2 separate regions of the Mus musculus genome follow, and region 2 is linked to region 1. Evidence: chromatin loops called from intact Hi-C (ENCODE). Cell type or tissue: heart. All regions are shown on one strand. Each heading gives the region's core, and the rest is flanking DNA. Links, peaks and the distances in the headings are about the cores only. Region 1 holds the start of Dipk1a (divergent protein kinase domain 1A). Region 2 overlaps Dipk1a (divergent protein kinase domain 1A).

Region 1 (5,373 bases), core at 291-5,290:
ATTGTGAGTTCAAGGCCAGCCTGGCCTATATGCATCCTTGATTTAAAAAAACTGAAACCCCAAACCCAGACACCACTTGAATTCCAAATACATACTTAAATGTAACATGAGCAAATAAACTCTTGATCTCCTAGCCAACTGTCTGTAGTTTTCTCTACCTCTCACTACCCCATTACCTTGAAGCACTGGCTGGCATGAAACTAGCTATATAAACCAGGCAGGTCTTGAACTCACACATATCTGCTTGCTACTACCTCACCTGGCCTTGACCAGTTTTGTTTTATTTTATTTTATTTTATTTTATTTTATTTTATTTTATTTTATTTTATTTTGAGATAGGGTTTCCAAATTGTGCAGGTGAGCTGGGCTGAGGCTGTCCTTGAATTCCTGATCTGTTTACACCTCCCAAGTACTATGACTGTGGGCATGTCACCACAACTGGCTCTTACCAGACTTCTCTATAGTCATTGTGTTTATTATTTATTGCCTGTCTTCTCATCTCCAAAATGTAATATCCATAAAGTTAGGAATTCTGCCTGCTTTGTCTTTTTGTGTACATAGCAAAAAAATTTGAACAGTGTCTGGATGCTAAGAAAATACTTATTGCAGAGCTGGAGAGATTGCTCCGTGGTTAAGAGGGCTTCTGGCTGTTCCAGAGAACTCGAGTTTGGTTCCCAGCACCCAAGTTGGGCAGCTTAAAACCAACTGAAATTCCAGCCCCAGGTGTTCTGATGCCCTCTTTTGGCTTTTATAAGCAATCACACAAATATGGCAGACATACACATATAAATAATAAAATCTTAAAAAAAAAAAAAAAAAGGGCTGGTGAGATGGCTCAGCAGGTAAGAGCACCCGACTGCTCTTCCGAAGGTCCGGAGTTCAAATCTGAGCAACCACATGGTGGCTCACAACCATCCGTAACGAGATCTGACTCCCTCTTCTGAAGTGTCTGAAGACAGCTACAGTGTACTTACATATAATAAGTAATAAATAAATCTTTAAAAAAACAAAAAACAAAAAAACAACTAAAGGAAACCGGTAGGATCCGTCCTTTCCTCCTTCTTCCTTCCCTCCCTTTGTCTGTCTTTGTCTTAAGTAGCTCCGGTTGGCCAAGTGCTGGAATTACAGGCATGAGTCACCATGCCCAGCTCATATTTACTTTTACTTTAGAAATTACTGAAGTCATTTAATTAAAAGTGAAAGTCAGTGGCTCATGCACTTCTTTGCGAGTAACAAAATATTATCCAGGTTAAAGACCTGTTTCCAGAAACTGAAAGCACTAGAAACATAAAGTACGGCATAGCAAGGGAAAAAAATGAAGTAGGACCTGCATCTCCCTGCATTGAAGTCACTCAGATCAATAGCTGTACTCCTCCCAGGGTGGCCCCTTCTCCCTTATTTGGCCATCAGTGTCAACAGAAGAAAGCAACGCCTTGAGGTGTATAGCCTTAACTGAGCTGCTCTGCTATATCCTAGAAGGTCTCCTGCCTTCACTGTATTTATCCGGCATTTATTTATTTAATTATGTATTTAACGTGTGAATCATGATTCTGTGGTAGAGGCAAGAAAACTCTGAGGCTGTTTTGCAAACAATGCAAACTTCAAAAAGTCGAAATGGTAAAAAAGAAAGAAAAAGAAATAAAAGAAAAAAATTGCATTAAATTTAAGGTACGCAAAGAGGCGAAGTGTCTGGAAGGCCACGCAGAACTGAGCGGGAAGGAGTCCCTTCCTCCCCTAGATAGCGGTGGTCGCGTCTCCGGAGAGCCTCCTTTCCCTGGAGAGGATCTATGAGTTAGTTGGTCGCCTAGGATGCAGCTCTAAGCATCCACAGAATTTCCGTGCAATCCGCTCGCACAGGTCCAGAGCGCGGACGGCGGGACTCCGCGCGTGAAGCCGCAAGCCTCACAGTGAAGTGGGCGCTCCACGGAGCCCACGTTTTGCGCACCCCCGTGCTGCTCGCACCCGCCTCGGCCGTACCCCTCCCCCGTCCGCGCCTCCCCTTTAAGCACGGAGGCGCAGGCGGATTTGTGTCGGCGGACGCGAGGCTCGACTCCCCTTTATGGCGGAGCCCCGCGCCCGCGCCTTGACGACCGCCGCGGCTGGCGGTGGGGGTGGGGTTCTGCGCGCGGAGCCGGCCTCCGCTACCCGCCGCCCTCGCCGCAGCGCGGCCCCGGGGAGCGCGCGCCGGGGGCGGGCCGTGGGCGGGCCGGCGGGGCAGGGGCGGGGAGGCCGGCGGGCGGCCGCGCTCGGGTCCGCCTCCGACTGCGGCGCGGCGGGGCGATGTGAGTGCCATGGCGAGGAGTCTCTGCGCGGGGGCCTGGCTGAGGAAACCCCATTACCTCCAGGTAGGCCGGCCGCGGCCCCGCCACGCGCCCTCCGCTCCGCGCCACGCGGGACTCAGCGCCCCGTCCTCCCTCCGTGCGCGCCCCGCCGCCTCCTGCGGACCGGCACCTGGCGGCGCGCCCTCCCAGCCCTGGTCCCGCTCCTCGGGCGCCGCCCCAGCCCTGAGCCCCTCTGAGTCCCGGCCCCGGACGCGCCGCGGTCCCTCCTCTGCGTGCTCTCCCGCTTTCCCCAAGGGCCCCCCCTCGACCTGCCATTCCTGACTCTGTGTCTGGGGTAGGAAAGGGTGGTGTGTCATTCCTCCATGCTCCACAGAATCGTGACCGATTGTCATACCAGTGGTTCCCCAAGTCCCAGCCAGTAGCTGTGCCTCGTGCAGATCCCCTGGGTTTGGTGTTCTCATCACATCTCTGGTTTAAATGGGAGGGAGGAGTAGGCAAGCTCGATCGAGGCGATGCTTTTGCAAAAAGGGGATGGTGACCGTTGTACGGCTCTTCACTCAGCCCGCCAGCAGTGCGAACGCAATTCACAGTCACGTCGTGTGTACTGTTGCCGTGTTAATTTTTCATGATTTTCTGTTCCGCTGTCAGTAGGCTTTAGAACCCTCCTGCTGCTTTGGTGCACTGTTTGGTCACCAGGGGGACCTAGTAGACGTCGTGAGTAGCTGAGCACAAATCCATAGCTCGGATGGAAAAACAACTACAAATCAATGCCTCACACATTGGCAGTATTGTTATATGTCTCTAGAGGACACTGCTTACATTAAAAGGCCTGACGACATGGGACGTGTATTTAGGTCAGTTGTTGGTGTGCTTCTTATGAGTATGGAAAAAAAAGAAAAAGTTGAGGAGAAACCGTTACTGTCCAAATAAATCTTATATTTTAATTTGAAATTTGCAAGTGTAAGTCATTACATCGAAACGAGAGAAACCCAGATTGAGAGACTGACTTGACAACTCATGGTTTTAAGGGTGTAAAACTGAATGTTTGTAGCAGCGCCACCAGAAATAGTTGTGCCTTGAGTACCAGTATTAGAACCTAGTCTAGCATTCCACCCCTCCAGGTTAAAGTATTTGGGCATGTTTAAAATCTTTGAACTTAAACTACTTAGCTTTCTATTATTAATTTTTGGAGTTGGTAGAGCTTTAGGCTTTAGTTTTGGCTTTAAATGTTTTCCACAGATGTGAATGCAATCTTTGGCGCTATAACTGTACAAAGGTTTTCTGATGTGGTTAAGGTTAGAAATTAAGAGTTCTGGATTCAATCCCCGACACCACGCAAACAAAATTAGTTTTACAAATAGTTATGCTTACATTAATGACAAACACTTAGTGTGTTTCTTACTTTTCTGAATTTGCATCGTTATCAATGATGAAATTAGGGTAAGCTTGCTAGTGGGCTAATATTAAGATTATTAATTTTTAAAAATGTTTAAACTATTTAAATACCAGCACTTGGGAATCAGGCCTCTGAGTTTGAGGCCAGCATAGTCTACATAACAAGTTCGAGATTAGTGACGACTACATAGAGAAATTTTGTCTCAAAAAAATTTAAAGGTAAACTTAAGATTTAAAGGACAAGTTCTCATGTGACACAGATTGACTTAGAACTCTCGAGGTAGCTAAGGATAACCTTGAATTTCTGATCCTCTTGCTTTTAAGAGCTTGTGATTGCAAGGGTATGAATGAATGGCACAGTTGAGAGTCCAGTGTTTTCCCCAGGAGCTTCCTCCCATCGAAATCTCCAAATAGGCCAGGGAGTCCCAGGAATCCCCCTGTCTCCACTTAGTCAGGTCTGAGATTGCAAGGATGTGCAAATCTGGACGCCAAGTGCTTGGAGAGCAAGACCTTTACAGACTGAGCTAACTCTGTAGCCGCCTCCTCTTCCTCTTCCTCCTCCTCCTCCCCCTCCTCCTCTTCCTCCTCCTCCTCCTCCTTCTTCTTCTTCATAGATCATGCTTAGCATTAACTTAGTATTAGCTAAATTTGATTTGTCATGGAGAGGGTTTCTTGTGCACTGTCTTTTGGCAAAAGAAAATAAAAAAACTTTAACAGCCTGTGTATGTTAGAACACACACACACACACACACACACACACACACACACACACACTTTTTGAGACCAAGTCCCAGTCTTGCACAGGCTGGCCTTGAATTCCCAATCTTCCTGTTTCTGATCTTCCTGTTTCTACCTCCCTAGTGCAGGGTTTACAAGTGTGCCCAGTATACAGTGCTTCAGGGAAACTAGTTCTTACACTTTGTTTTGAGGGAATACAGATACCCGTTTTGAGGGGGTTTTGTTTTTACTTTTGTGTTCTTTTGAGATAAGGTCTTGCTATGTATTGTGCTGGCTGGCTTGTACTGGATATGTATATAGGTTAACCTCAGACTCATGGTGGACCCTCTGTCATAGCCTCTCAAGTGCTGGGATAACAGGCATGCCCAGCCACACCTGCAGATACCTGATGTCAATAATATTTCTGATAAGGTACATTTGTGTTGTTGGTTTTTCGTGACAGGGTTTTTCTGTAGCTCTGGCTGTCCTGGAACTCACTTTGTAGACCAGGCTGGCATTGAACTCAGAAGTCCACCTGCTTCTGCCTCCCAAGTGCTGGGACTAAAGCACGCGTCACCTCGCCCTCCAGGTACATTTTAAGTTACAGTGAGGCTGTAACCATTCAACAGGTATGGGAGATGCTCTTACCTTGTGGGTAGGGAAACAGCAAGGTAGATTTATTTCCAAGAGGAGGGGAAGATAAATGGCCTGGAAAGTTTTTGAAACCAGTTTTATATCCTTGGCAGTTGTTCTTGTTTGTCTCAACTGGGTGGGGCCAAAGGTCACTTATGTCCTTATTTAGCCCTTAGAGAGTTTAAGTTTCTTTTTCCCTATTTTTTCCTTAGTATTTTTTTCTCTAAATTTTTTTCATACAATATATTTTGATCATATTCCCACCCCACCCCCAGCTTCTCTCGACCTCTCTGTCCACCCAACTTAACGTTCTCTCTCTTTCAAAAAGCCCTCACAAAAACAAAGA
Region 2 (5,373 bases), core at 51-5,050, 65 kb after region 1:
TATGGGACGCTAGTTCAAACCAAGGACCTCAAGCGTTCAAGCAGGTGCTTACCTCCAAACTACACCCATCTCTATGCAAAACATTTAAAGTGTGTGCGCGTGCGTGTGTGCACACGCGTGTGAGTGGCGCTCCTGCTGAGACCAGAATAGCGCATCAGGTTTCCTAGAGCTGGAGTTACAGGTAGTCCTTAGCTGCCTGATGTGGATTTGGAGAACGACACTCAGGTAGCCTGAAAGCACTTTGGGTGCAGCAAGCATCCTTTCTTGCTGAACTACCTCTCATGCTCAACCCTGAGATCTTACTACTTTCACCGCAGTACATATATTGAAGTGTTGTACATTAATACAGTTACTGAGAGTCAGGATCTTCCTGATTACCATGTCACGTTGGTTCACTGTCAAGAACACCAGGCTAGAGACAAAGTCCTAGGCTGCGGTCACCTTTTCATAACAGGGCTTTGATTTAGTTCTAGTTTACAGGCAAGAAAAATGTTTTTGCCCTACTTGCCCCTTAGCTTTTATGATGCTGACTTTAGCCAATACGCTTGGGCACTAACTGTGATGGTCCTCGGACATGTCAGCTGGGTATAGAGTAGGTTCAAATGTCCTTGACTCGATCTTGTTTGGTCTGAGGCAAACAGCCTCATACTGTCACTGTAGTATTGTAAGCTGTTCCTGAGAGACAGCTGGAGAAGCGCCCTAGAGCATCGTTTCCGCTTTGTTAGGAGTTAGAGGTGAGTGGTCATCACTGTCATGGCCATGCTGGTTTCTTCTCTGACTATCTGCTGTCTTTTACACTCTCTATTCTGTGTGAGGGGTTACATCTGTTGTGGTGTGGGTGCTGAAGTAAAAGTTCCTCAGGTTTGAGGTCAGCCACCTTCTCAGTAGCTGTGCAAGCTCCTGAGCTTCTGCAGAATGGTGACTAATGCCATTTCCATATACTTCCCCTTCTACTGCGATATGATTGCTTGCTATAGCCATGATTTCCTAATTACTAAGTAATTGCAGCCAATCCTGTTTGATGCCCAACTATGTAGAAATCTTACATAATTGGACTCTGTAGGTGGGATCTCCCAGACATGGCCTGTTTCATTAACTGGAGTAGGAGAGGTGCTTCTCTTCTGTGCACATCTGAGGACCACAAAGTTCCATCGGAGTCCTCTGACTGACTCCTCTGTGGGGGGAGTCTGCACTTCTCTGAGGAGTGCCTCCGCCACATTTTAGAGGGCTGGTGTGAGTGTTAAAGAAGCATAACCCTTGGGAGGCAGAGGCAGGCAGATTTCTGAGTTCAAGGCCAGCCTGGTCTACAGAGTGAGTTCCAGGACAGCCAGGGCTATACAGAGAGAAACACTGTCTCGAAAAACCACCACCACCACCAACAACAACAACAAAAGGAACCCTTTAACCTGAAGCACTAAAAGATTTCAGGAACCCTAATTTAATCACAGTCTCCTTTGAGATTCAGTTTCCAAGGATAATGGTTTGTTACTTAAAACAATCAACTTAAGACCTACTAAATTGAAGCCATTAGGAGCTATGTTCTTGGTTAGACAGTAATGCATGACAGTATTCCATTTAGCTGTGCCTTGCTTGGGCTTCTTTAATGTGTGAGGAAGAAGTCAATAGAGGAAACACTGGAAAAGCTTAAGACAGAGCGCAGAACATGGTGAAGACTGGTAATGCCTGAGAGAGAAGAGGGAGAAAATGATGACTGAAGACTCAAAAGTTTCCAGGAATTGTGAAAAACCCAACTCTGCCTGTGTCTGTCTGTCAGTGTGTGTCTCTGTATGTGTGTGTCTCTGTCAGTGTATGTCTTTGTGTGTGCCTGTCTCTGTACATCTTTATGTGTCTGCGTGTGTCTGTTGGTGGGTGTCTGTGTGTGTGCCTTGTGGCTAGCTTTATCTCTCTGTGTGTATATGTGTGTGGGTGTCTGTGTGTCTGTGTGGATGTCTTTGTGTGTATCTGTGGAAGGTGGAGTGTCTGTGTATATATGTGTGTGCTTGTCTGAATGCATATGTGTCTGTGTGTACATGTGTGTGGGGGCAGGCCTGTATGGTTTTGTGTGTGTCTATATGTGTGTATACGTATGTGTGTGTGTGTCTGAGTGCCTTGTATGTGAGTGTGTGTAGGTGTGTCTGTGTGTATGCATGTGCCTGTGTCTTATGTCTGTGTGTCTGTCAGTTTGTCTGTGTCAGTGTCTGTGTGTATGTATCTCTGTGCTTGGTTTTTTAAGTCTTGTTAAGGAAAACCAGCTGTCTGAAAATGATATCTTAAGTACACTTTTAGAGCATGGATTTTTGAAAATATTTAGAAGCCAAAGTTTACACATATGTTTGTGGTTATTGCCCTCTTGTGGTCCAGTTTGTAGTTTAGGGCAGGATTCCTTCAATAGGAGTGTGTTTTGTAAAAATAAGGGTAAACAGTGCCCTCTTCTGGTACAATGAGGTATGTGCAATCAAAGCTAAATGCTGTTTATTACAATAGTAGTAAATCTTGGGCTTTTAATTATTTAAAAGTTACTTAGTATCATTATTGACTATTTTGATATACAGCTGAACATTTTTATAGACATTACTTAGGGTGGCTATAGCTTTATGAAGCCAACTGCTCTTTTCACACAAATGTTTGGGAAATTTGCCTTTAATTTGGGATAGAAAGCCAGAGCTATTCTTTGTGACCACCCCTGTGACGCAAGATTAGCTTGAGGCCTTTGCTCACAACAAGAAATCTGATTCTCACAGCTGAATACCAGACTAGTCGCTGCTTACTGATTTACTAATAAGAGACTTTACTAAGAAAATAAAAAGAAACTTTCAATACTGTGTACTGTTCTGTATGGTACAAGGGCAGGGGAACTTCAGAGATGCCCAAGACAGTCTGTGCCTCTAAATCACCTATCAGTATAGCCAGGCTGCAAATGATGCTGGACTGGGGGATAGGAGGAAAGAAGAGAGGGAGAGTACCAGCTCGGTGTGCAATGATCGCTCGAGTGGAAAGCAAAGTGTTGCAGAGAGGCTGTTTCCAAATCTCTAGTTTAAACAGTGAAGTGGTGGTGGGATTCAGAAGCTGAAGTCAGGTCAGTTGAAGGAGGCCCCAGCTCTTCTGACAGAATATGCTACACTTAGGGAAGACTCCCTCAGCTTGTCAGTTTGGCAGGTGCCTTCCTCTGTGTTTGATGATCTGTCAGCCATTGCACAAAAGCCCTGGGTTAGTCAGCCTTAAACCTGTTCTGCTAGCTCCAGCTCAGCTTGTCAGCCTAGCTGGACTGATTCTGCACAGGCTCTGGAAGCTGACTGGGCCTAGGCTCCGTTTTCCATGCCTGCAAACAAAACTCCATGCAGCATATAGAGAATCGCCTAGACCTACTTTCTTTGGAGCAAAAGATGTTTGGATACTGATTTAGTTTTTGTTGGTTATGTAGTGTTGGAATGAATCCTCATACATATTATGAAAACACCTCACTATTGGTTAAGGTAGATGTGTGTGTGTGTGTGTGTGTGTGTGTGAGAGAGAGAGAGAGAGAGAGAGAGAGAGAGAGAGAGAGAGAGAGAAAGTTAGTTTTCGGCTTTTTAACTTCTTAGGGTATCCCAACACCACCCACCTTCCTTCCTTCCTTCCTTCCTTCCTTCCTTCCTTCCTTCCTTCCTTTATTTGGTTTTTCAAGACAGTTTCACTGTGTAGCTCTAGCTGTCTGTACTGGAACTCACTCTGTAGAACAGGCTGGCCTTGAACTCACAGAGATCTACCTGCCTCTGCATCCCGAGTGCTGAGATTAAAGGTGTATGTATTCCAGGCTGGAGAGATGGCTCAGTGGTTAAGAGCAGTGACTGCTCTACCAGAGGACCTGAGTTCAATTCCCAGCAATGACACATGGTGGCTCACAACCATCTGTAATGGGATCTGATGCCCTTGGTGTGTCTGAAGACAGCAACAGTGTACTCACATATATAAAATAAATAAAATGAAAAAAATGGAAAAAAAAAAGCTGTCTCCTGAGAGGCTCTACCAGTGCCTGACAAATACAGAGGTGGATGATCTCAGCCAACCATTGGACTGAACACAAGCTCCCCAATGAAGGAACTTGAGAAAGTACCCAAGGAGCTGAAGGAGTTTGCAGCCCCATAGGAGGAACAATATGAACTAACCAGTATCCCCAGAGCTCCCAGGGACTAAACCACCAACTGAAGAGTACACATGGTGGGACTCATGGCTCCAGCTGCAGAGGATGGCCTAGTCAGTCATCAGTGGGAGGACAGACCCTTGCCCTTGGTCCTGTGAAGGCTCTATGCCCCAGTGAAGGGGAATGCCAGGGCCAGGAAGTGGGAGTGGGTGGGTTTGTGAGCAGGGGGAGGGAGGAGAGGACAGTGAGTTTTTGGAGGGGAAACCAGGAAAGGGGATAACATTTGAAATGTGAATAAAGAAGATATCTAATTAAAAAATAAAGGTGTGTGTCACCACTACCCAGCTTTATGGTAGTTTCTTGGTTACTTTTTTATTGCTATGATCAGACACGCTTATCACATGACCAAGACAATTTTTAAAAAGATTTATTTATTTATTATATGTAAGTAAGTACACTGTAGCTGTCTTTAGACACTCCAGAAGAGGGTGTCAGATCTTGTTACAGATGGTTGTGAACCACCATGTGGTTGCTGGGATTTGAACTCAGGACCTTCGGAAGAGCAGTCAGTGTTCTTAACCCCTGAGCCATCTCTCCAGCCCGAAATTTTTTTTTTAAAGTTTTGTTTTTCGAGACAGGGTTTCTCTGTATAGCCCTGGCTGTCCTGGAACTCACTTTGTAGACCAGGCTGGCCTAGAACTCAGAAATCTACCTGCTCTGCCTCCTGAGTGTTAGGATTAAAGGCGTGTGCCACCCTGCCCGGCTGACCAAGACAATTTATAGAAGAGTTTATTGGAGCTTACATTTCAGAGGGTGAGTCCATGACCATCATATTGGAAGGCAGGCATGGTGCAAGAACAGGAGCAGGAGCAGAGAGCTAACTGGCAATGTCATGGGCTTTTGAGCTGCCAAAATGCACCCCGAGTGACACACCTCCTTCCACAAGGCCATACCTCCTAATATTTCCCAAACAGTTCCACCAACTGAGGGCCCAGTGTTCAAAGATACGAGTCTTCGTGGACAGGTGGCATGGGTTTCGTTATAGCGTCTGCACACATGTGTCATGCTTTGTGCTACTTCGTTCTGCTCAGTACCTCTTCATGCTTCCTTCTTCAGCAGTTCCTTTTTTTTCTCTCAGTTCTGATTTAATTATATAAAGTATTCTCGAGTATCCAGGTAAGTCGTCCCTATAATGCTAGCACTTGGGAGGCCAACTCAGGAAGATTTCCACATATGCAAGCCTAGGTCCCGAG

What was found. Peaks named below come from ENCODE experiments on the same cell type or tissue, not always from the same donor. Only the 100,000 strongest peaks of a DNase experiment are listed, where the experiment ranks them.
Region 2: it touches region 1 in a loop (7-fold over the local background); 21 of 42 quality-filtered maps call a loop at or near these places.

Annotation. Positions count from the first base shown.
Region 1 is chr5:107,983,921-107,989,293 of GRCm38, reverse strand. It overlaps Dipk1a (divergent protein kinase domain 1A), which reads left to right and starts at 2,217. Exons shown (of 5, transcript NM_026062.4): 1 at 2,217-2,345. The coding sequence starts at 2,292. In heart, for the core only: a CTCF peak has its summit at 2,963 (motif pointing right); a DNase peak (open chromatin) is centred at 2,253; H3K4me3 peaks cover 2,352 bases; H3K27ac peaks cover 2,033 bases.
Region 2 is chr5:107,918,615-107,923,987 of GRCm38, reverse strand. The region is part of intron 2 of Dipk1a (divergent protein kinase domain 1A); the gene reads left to right. Among named protein-coding and RNA genes, the nearest start is that of Gm26387, 14 kb to the right of the region's middle. In heart, for the core only: CTCF peaks have their summits at 2,216 and 2,421 (motif pointing left); no DNase peak of the experiment used is centred there.